Regions from separate parts of the Homo sapiens genome. Here region 1 is linked to region 2. The links are chromatin contacts, found by Hi-C or POLR2A ChIA-PET in ENCODE. All regions are on one chromosome and are shown on one strand. The core of a region is the stretch at or near the end of the contact, and the rest is flanking DNA. Distances in the headings are between cores, read along the strand shown. Region 1 overlaps CACNB4 (calcium voltage-gated channel auxiliary subunit beta 4). Region 2 overlaps NEB (nebulin).

Evidence for each region. Hi-C counts contacts between places; a loop is a spot of excess contacts on that map. ChIA-PET counts read pairs that join two places held with the same protein, here RNA polymerase II (POLR2A). Pooled maps may share reads with other maps.
Region 1: a pooled map shows a loop between it and region 2 (2.0-fold over the local background). The contact joins two enhancer-like sites. A Hi-C loop is called at or near these places in 2 of 50 pooled maps. POLR2A ChIA-PET finds 5 or more read pairs at or near these places in 2 of 52 experiments (OCI-LY7 and activated T-cell).

The regions. Positions count from the first base shown.
Region 1 is chr2:152,002,703-152,007,157 of GRCh38, forward strand. The region is part of intron 2 of CACNB4 (calcium voltage-gated channel auxiliary subunit beta 4); the gene reads right to left. Among named protein-coding and RNA genes, the nearest start is that of CACNB4, 94 kb to the right of the region's middle. Within about 2 kb of position 2,114, at least 5 of the 41 ENCODE cell types and tissues checked have a DNase peak (open chromatin) inside an H3K27ac peak, as active enhancers do.
Region 2 is chr2:151,727,146-151,731,854 of GRCh38, forward strand. It overlaps NEB (nebulin), which reads right to left. Exons shown (of 182, transcript NM_001164508.2): 4 at 2,470-2,511; 5 at 546-761. Among named protein-coding and RNA genes, the nearest start is that of NEB, 5.0 kb to the right of the region's middle. Within about 2 kb of position 3,251, at least 2 of the 41 ENCODE cell types and tissues checked have a DNase peak (open chromatin) inside an H3K27ac peak, as active enhancers do.

The sequences.
Region 1 (4,455 bases), core at 864-3,363, 270 kb after region 2:
GTGATAGTGTGATTCAAATGTGCAGTATGGCTATTATCATTCACACCAAATAGATACAGCAGCATCAAAATGAGCTTGATACCATTCTATGTGGTGTTAGTGATGACCAAGGACTCAAAAGGAAGCATCTGTGGTTACATGCAATAAAGAGGTACTAGTGTTAGCAGGATTCCTATTTGAAATAACTTAGTATTTGCATTTTTGAGTTTAGCAGAAAGTCTCCATTTGAATTAATAAGGGTAGAAAATTTGAGAGCCCCAATTAGGTTCTGCATTTTTAAAATACATTCCATCAATGAACATCATGCAAAGCATGCTTTCCACTCCCAAGCAAATGAATTTCCATCTCCAGGGCCCATGGAAAATATAAAGTTTTGCCTGATACCATTTTCTTCCTGTAATTTAAAGACATTCATCTATACCATTTGCTTTATTATCCAGATTTTAAAAACATATCTCGGCCGGGCATGGTGCCTCACACCTGTAATCCCAGCACTTTGGGAGGCTGAGGCAGGCAGATTGCCTGAGGTCAGGAGTTCAAGACCAGTCTGGCCAATATGGTGAAACCCTGTCTCTATTAAAAATACAAAAAAAATTAGCCGGGCCTGGTGGCATGCACCTATAATCCCAGCTACTTGGGAGGCTGAGGCAGGGGAATTGCTTCAACCAGGGAGGTGGAGGTTGCAGTGAGCCAAGATTGTGCCACTGCACTCCAGCCTGGGCGACAGACCAAGATTCCATCTAAAAAAAAAAAAAAAATCTCTACAGCTGTTCTCATAACTTACACAGCCCCATTTTTCAAAACAGCTCTTGATGCGCTTATTATATTTTGACCTCCTCTCCAAAAGAAAGGAGACACATTTCAGTGAAAGCTTTAAGGTTTTTCTGCGGCAGTTCCCTCCTCCCCCTTCTCTGCTCTATTTTGGTATGGGTTACCTTTCACAGTGTTCTAGAGAAACCTCTCTTCGTTTTCCAGCCTCAAGGTAACTGGATAAAAATGTAATTCATCATTGTATTGACTATATTTAGATATACAGAATTCTTGAAATATTTACAGTAAAGAAGGAAGATTTTTAAGTTAGTTGAGGATGCTGGGATGGAGGAAAAGGAATATTTTAAAGAGAAATTAATAAAAAAAAAAACCTTACTTTAAAAAAAAACCAAACAAACATGGTCTCTGTCACCCAGGCTGGAGTGCAATGGTGCCATTAAGGCTCACTGCAGCCTTAAACTTCTGGGGTCAAGCAATCCTCTCACCTCTGCCTCCCAAGTACTCGGACCACAGGCACATGCCACCATGTCTGGTGACAGGATCTCGTTGTTACCCAGGCTGGTCTTGAACTCCTGGGCTCAAGTGATCCTCCTGCCTCAGTCTCCAAAAGCGCTGGGACTATAGGCATGAGCCACCGTGCCTGGTTGATTTGCTCAACTTTGACAAATCTTTGTAGGTACCTGAAGAACATGTACATTCCATAGCTATATCCTGAATAAGTAAGTCGGGTACCTGTGAGGAGGGCACCATACACCTTCCTTTATTTCCCTCTGAATGAACCCCTGGCAAACTCTCCTCTACCTACCCACTGCCCTGAGAGGTTCAGGCACTACCTAGTCCCTTCCAAGATCCTCCTCTCCTTTTCGATGTTCTGTGCAGAAGCCCCATTCCTGCCCTTCTGTGCAACTTAATTTAGCATATATTGGTCACACTTCTGCCCTGTGCAAGCCCCATGTTAAGGAAGGTCTTAGTTGAAAGCACTAGACCAATGTGCAAGAGCAGGTCCTGAGTTATTCAAAACTGGAAACAACCCCCGTGTCCCCCCTACTTTACATACATACACACACACACACACACACACACACACACACACACATGCTAACAACCAAAACCTCCTTCAGTCAATCCTGCCCCTCCTGCCTTCAGTGGAGTGGGCAGCTGATGCAGGAAGGAGTTGACTTATGAAATGACAGAGTCCCTTCTAGTTTTCCTGAAATTACAAAATCTACCAGCAGAATAGGGCTCCCGCAGCACCACTTAGCTGGGCTGGACAATGGGGATAGGGGAGGAGTCAGAGGCACTGTGGCAACCAGGTCACATCAGCATTCTTCAATAGGAAGACCATAAATATCAGTGGTTAAGCAGTTTTTCTGTTTCTTCAAGGCAGAGCCACAGCGGCGTTTCTTGTCTGTTTCTCTTTCTTAAGGAGCACTGGGTAGTGACATCTAGTGGTCCCTATTTAAATTACTCTTGGATGCAAATCAAAACCACAATGAGACACCATCTCACACCAGTCAGAATTGCTATTATTAAAAAGTCAAAAAATAACAGATGCTGGTGAGGTCGTGGCAAAAAAGAAATGCTTATAAACTGTTGGTGGGAATGCAAATTAGTTCAGCCCCTGTGGAAAGCACTTTGGAAATTTTGCAAAGAACTAAAAATAGAACTACCATTCAACCCAGCAGTTCCATTACTGGGTATCTACTCAAAGGAGAATGAATCTTTCTGCCATAAAGACACATGCATGTGTATGTTCATCGCAGTACTATTCACAGTAGCAAAGACATGGACTCAACCTACATGCCCATCAGTGGTGGATCAGACAAAGAAAACGTGGGACATATACATCAGGGAATACTAGGCAGTCATAAAAAGAACAAAATCAGGTTCTTTGCAGCAATGTGGATGCAGCAGGAGGCTGTCATCCTAAGAGAACTAATGCAGAAATGGAAAATCAAGAACTGAATGTTCTCACTTATAAGTGAGAGCTAAAATTTGGGGTCACACAGACATAAAGATGGGAACAAGAGACAATGGAGACTTCAAAAGGAGGGAGTGAGGGGGGCGGAAAAACTTCCTATTGGGTACTATGTTCATGATCTGGGTGAAGGGATCCATAGAAACACAAACCTCAGCACCACACAACCTCGTCCTTGGAACAAACCTGCACATGTATTTCTAAATCTACAATAAAAATGGAAACATTTCTTAAATTACTCTTGGACTACAGTGCCATGACAAAATAAATGAGAAACAGCTTTCAGGAAACTCAGAGTTAATTCTAAGTGCAAGTGCAACCACCACTGTGTCCCAGATTTCTGTCACAACCATTTCGGGCAAGTTACTTCCCCTTTCTGCACCTCCATTTCCTTATTTGTAAATAGGGATAACAATGGAACCAAGTACATGGGCTATTTGGAGGACTGAAGGAGATAATATATGCAAAATGCTCAGAACGGTGCCTGGCACATAGTCAGCATTCAACAATGTTCGCTATCATTAGTATTCTACTCCACCTGTCTTTGTCATACCATAAAAATCATTTTTTAAGTACTTAGTGAAAGTGCATCAATTTTTACCCATAATCTTCTAGTGCTATTGACACAGCCAGGAAGATATGCCTCATATACCATGTGGTCTTGCATATGCCCTCGACACCACTCTGCATGCCTTCAAAGGGCACAGCAACCTCACCATCAGAAGTTCAATGTCATCCAAGCCCATCAGTGGCCCACATTGCCCAGGATTTATGTTTGAGATCTGAATGTCTCAGGTGGGATGTGCTCTATTCAGCTTGCCACAGTCCATACTACTCCCTGTCACCTGGACTAAGCCACTTGTCTCACATTTGTTACCTGCTGGCCTCTGAAAACACTTGAGTTTGAGTTTGATGCCCCCGTTCCATATCTCTCTTTTTTCTTTTCTTTCTTTTTTTTTTTTTTTCTTTGAGATGGAGTCTCACTCTGTTGTCCAGGCTGGAGTGCAGTGATGCAGTCTCGGCTCACTGAAACCTCCGCCTCCTGGGTTCAAGCGATTCATGCCTCAGCCTCCCAAGTAGCTGGGACTACAGGTGTGAGCCACCACATCTGGCTAATTTTTGTACTTTTTAGTAGGGTTTTGACATGGTGGCCAGGCGGGTTTCAAACTCCTGACCTCAAGTGATCCACCTGCCTTGGCCTCCCAAAGTGCTGGGATTACAGGCATGAGACACCACGCCTGGCCCTATATCTCTTACTCTGGGATTGAAAGCCTTTCATTATCTGCCCTGGTAGTCACGTTTCATTCATACGAACCCTACATACCAACCATCGTCATGGCAGCTGAATATTTAAGTTCCCACCAGTTTCTGGATCTTTCCTTAGCCAGCTCCTATCTATCTAGAATACCTCCTATCCTCTTTCCACCCCAATCCTGCCTCTCCTCCAAGGTCCACCTTCAATTACACGGCTACCTTAGAAACTTCCCATTGACTAGTAGAGCCTTAAGTAATCTTCCCTTTCTCAGTTGTGTCATCTATAAAGCAGGGCTAATAAGTACCTGTTTCAGAGGGTTGCTGGAGATGAGCAATAAGTTAGATGAGTTAATAAGTACTTTGTGCCGGCAAGTCACACCTGGTCTGTCAATAAGGCCTTACTGTTACCATTTTATCCCTCTCCGCTGACAACTCTACCACCTATTGTATTT
Region 2 (4,709 bases), core at 2,001-4,500:
GGGTTCCAGTGTGCAGCCATGGTTAATAACCACTGTTTTAAGGTATAGCCAAACATTCAGATCCTCAATTTCAAATGAGTTCTTAGTCTGATCTTGGATTTTTAAAATAAATGTTCTTCTTCACTATACACCTCTTTACATACCTTTTTATATGCTGTTAGCTAGTCTACTAAGAAGCTATTCTGCTGACATTGTTTAAATATGTTAAGTAGCTTCTGTGAACTGGCCTAAATTAAATCTGTATTTATGATTTCATTATTCTAGATTGGCTAATAGTGATTAAATACCAATAAATGCTTTATGATTGGCCTTATGCTTATTTTGCAGGAATGATTTCAATAAGAATGCTTTCTTATGCTGCAATGGTATAAATGAATTACATAAAAGGAAAATTCAACAGTCACAAGAGCCTATAATTTGCAAAATAAGTTTTTGTTTCATACAGGTTTGAGAAACAAATCCAGCCAGCATCCAAAACAGAGTGAGTTGAGATAAGTAATTTCTTAATAATCAAGCCAGGTTAGCAGAAGTTGTTTGAAACTTACTGGGCTAAAAAGATCCTGCATTTTCTGACTGTGTGCAATGTAGGGGGTCATGAACTTTGAAGGATCCACTTTCTTCCGGATGACCTTCCTCCTCTCCACCGGCTTTGCTGATGCTGGCTGTGCCAGTGCTGGCTGTGCCAGAGCTGGTTTGGAAGTTTCTGATTGCTCATAGTCAGATGTCCTTGTTGTCGTAGTCTCATAAATTTTTGTTATTGTCTGAAAATTTGATATGCAGTTCAACATTGTTGTGAAAGTAAAAACTGTGCTACTGTGATCTTAGTATATATTAGTCTAACTTCAAGTCAGATATACATTCCTGGTGTTACTTCTCCATATCTAAAGTAAGCCAAAGCAGGAAATGGCACACTGTAGCCGTATGAAGGCACATTATGTACACAAATCTGAATGCTGATTGTTGGGATTGCGTGGAATAAAAAGTTTACTCCTTATTACTTTGCAACATTGCCTTAAGTTTGCATTTGCAGAAAGACACTCGAACACTTCAAAGTAGTGGGGGGGAAATTGGCAATAAACTATTTTTTTAAAACAGTTGAAAATCTTAAGTTGCCTGGGTAAAGTAAAAGCAAACTTGAGTTCGGGGAACAAAAGGTTAAGATAATCAAACAAAGCTCAAATTCTTGACTTTAATATTAACTTGTAAATGACTAAGGGAAAATTGGTCGTTTGTTCTGCAGGGATTTAGGCATTCTCCACTGTAGTAGGAGACAAAGAATAATGAACTTTAAAAAAATGAATCGCATCAATATTATAAGAGATTTTCATTCCCTTGGCTTAGTCAGTTAATTAATGTGAACCGGAGTGCCATTTACACTAATAAATGCTTAGGTGGACAAGAATAATGATGACAACATAATGGGGTAATTATCCTCACAACAGTCCTATCTACGTAGTAGGTGAGAAATTACTATTTCTTACAGCAGGCTGTAGTGGAAGACACTAAGACCCAAAGTTTGGGTCTAATCCAAGGTTAAAAATAATGCATGTAAGAAAAAAAGATAAGCAGCCAACTCTTCAATCCATTTCACAGTATCCTTCCCTTCACAGCTAATATCATCTGTACCAAAGAATTCTAGCATCAATTATGAAAAGAGAACCTAGTAAGGAAATTGTACATTTACAAAAACCCCCTCTAGTGTTGTCACATCATTGCTAATAGGTTGTTTTCTGCCCATGATTACCTAGGCATGGTTGACTGTGAGAGACTAACCAAATTACAGCATCTACAGATACTAGTTTTTATGCAGTCACAGGCTCTCTGAACAAGCTTCAGGATTAACCATCCATATCACTGTTTGTCATGCTCAAAGAGAAACAGCTGCATGCAGAAAATAAAGCATGAGAGAGGTATTTCACCTTGAAAAAAAAAAGAGCTTGAACGTGGAATATTTATGGTAATAGGTTATTTAGAATTGCTAATGTGCTAAAATCTGAGTAGCATTTCAATGCATCATCAGGGACGAAGCCCTGGAGACACCATCCCTGGTGGCAGAGATGGTGTCCTACAAGTTATAACTCCACACAGTAAAACTGCTTGTCCCTATGCCAATCACAAAGCCAAGGCTCCTTGGCTTGTTGTCACCATCCCTCCTGCTGCTGTTGGAGAATGGTGATAGCCACTGACATTATTCTAATTAGCTTCATCTACACAAAAATATCACACAGAAGAAATAGGGGGAACCACCCCCTGCCATCTTGCGTTTTTTGAATAGGAAAAAAAGGTGAAATAATCCATCAAACAGGTAATGTTTGTGCTTTCACACCAGCTTCTGGGCACAGGTAGGTGAGTGATCCTCTGTCAGATAATCCCTTTTGCCATCTTTGTGGCCCTGGGAGTCTAAGAAAGGAGAAAGCTCTTCCTGCTTTAATGAGAATGCAGTTTATGCAGCTGTGGGCTGGGCCTTACCTCTCCCGGCACCTCTTCGTAAACCACTTCTTCTGTGTAGTACTGTAAATAGAGCACAAAGGCATTGGCAAGAGAACCAAAGCAGAAACCACCTCTCCTCTGCCTCAGCTGAACCACTTAGGTGACTGCACTAGCTCGGTTGATTTGGAATGTCTGTGGGAAAGGGGTAGGTGAGGGAGCCTGTTCATATTTTGGAACCCATCTTCACTTTGTAATACTTCAGGAAAGCTAAAGTGAATGCCATCCAAATGGACAAAGAGATGCAGAGGGCTGAGAAAAATGTATGAGGCTGTTTTTTAATCAAGAGAAGCTATTTTACTTTACTGGGACATGGAAATTTTTTTCTTATGGTCCCCAAGATAGAATTTGCTGAGAAGAGAATACAATAAGAAGATCCTGAGTGTGTGGGTTGGGCAGAGAGGAACTGTGATAAAACTCACTGTTTGCAAACTAACAATAAACTAAAACAGAAACTCGAGTGTGAATACATTTTTAAATGGATTGCATCATGGAAATAATAAGATCCCAAGGTATATCCACATCTCAATTATTCCTATACCCTCCTGATTAGTAAGTAATAAGTTTCTTCTGGAGTGATGGGTGAGTCCCTTTCAATAGTGTGATTGTCCTAAACAGAGTGGTGCTAATATGAAAACTGGTAAATGCCAAGTAATGAAGGGGAAAATGAGAAGATTCTTCATCACAAAGTGTGGGAAAGGTAGGCTGCAATTTGCCATAGTGGCTCTGAGGTCATCATGGCCTGCATGATGGATCTGCAGCCTGGATCTGAAACCAAGTCTACTTTTGTTCTACTTCTGACATCACCAGCAATAAATAGATGCAGAAAGGAACTGGTTGACACTTGGTTTCAGATGTGTAAGGAGAGAGGAATCCTGTCCTTAGCCTCACCCTGCTCTGTAGGGTGAACAGAAGGAGAGGCTCGTTTAGGCCAAGCACATGAGGAAAGGGATAAAGATGAAACACTTGGCTCATTTCTTAGTGAAAAAAAAAAAAAAAAAAAAAGGATGTAAAACACTTTATGCTTCCTTTTTCTTATCTTTAACACCAAAACATACAGCACTCAAGGGAAGGGAAAACATTAAGATGCAAAATTTCCCTCAATGGCCTGCATTCTTTTCAGTGAAGTGTCATCAAATTACTTAACCATTGTCAGTAGGCCGCCTGTGCTATTTCACCTGCGTTAACAATCGTCTAGAACTTGCCTAATGTTCCTCATTCTTGTGCTTTCTTTACTCTTGAGCTATTGTTTTAATTTAAAATCTAATTCTGCCTGTATGTCGTTACACATAGCAACAAAAATCACAAGCACTGACAGGACAGAGATTTGCTTTTTTACAGTTGTGACTTTTCAGCACATGAGAAATATCATTTGGACACTAGAAAATATTGTTTGATGCTGACGCCACATAGAGTCATTCCTCCAGTCACACAAAACATCAGTGGCTTCAGAAGAAATATTAAAATAAAATGGAAGATTCACAACTATTTTGGATTTTCTCAGCATCCAAGTTTAAAAGCAGCTCCTTGGAAACCATTCAATTTTACCTTTGCTGGGCTCTCACCATTGGTAAATCCATCTTAGAAATACGCTTATAAAAGAGGCAACATTATTTAAATGGTTGGCATTAACTTGTATGCCAAATCTCACTCTTTTTTTAGAGCTGTGCCACTAATTAGATAGTGCATCCTTGCTTCTCTCTCTTTCTTTTCAAGTTTAAGTTAGAGTAGAGAGAACAGTAAAACTTTATTTCAGATGTCCAAGATCCCAAGGAGATATATTTTTAAAGCCAGTTCTTCTCTGTTTTCTGCATATTTTTAAAGCTAGTTCCTCTCTGTTTTCTAAAATCTTCCCTGGCCATTTTTTCGAATGCACCACCCTCTTATGCTCATGATCTTTTTTGAGGTCAAAGAGATCTCAGTTCAATACTTTCTGGCAGGCAGTCTATTCGTTTATCACCTGCTGGTCAGACACAGATGCTGTAATGGGAACAAAATGGTAGGGATGGGATGTCTAAAAATAGCCACCTCCTTTTTTATGACATCTAGTTGAATCAATCAAGTCTAGCACTAAGGACAATTTCCAGTGGCAAAGGTACACAATTATTTTAAGAAAGACAAGGGATATTTAAGTTGGAGAGTAAAAACTGTTACTGGCATTATTATCATAGGGAAGACAATTTAATTTATAATTGTATTAGTGTTTGACAGTGATATTTCTG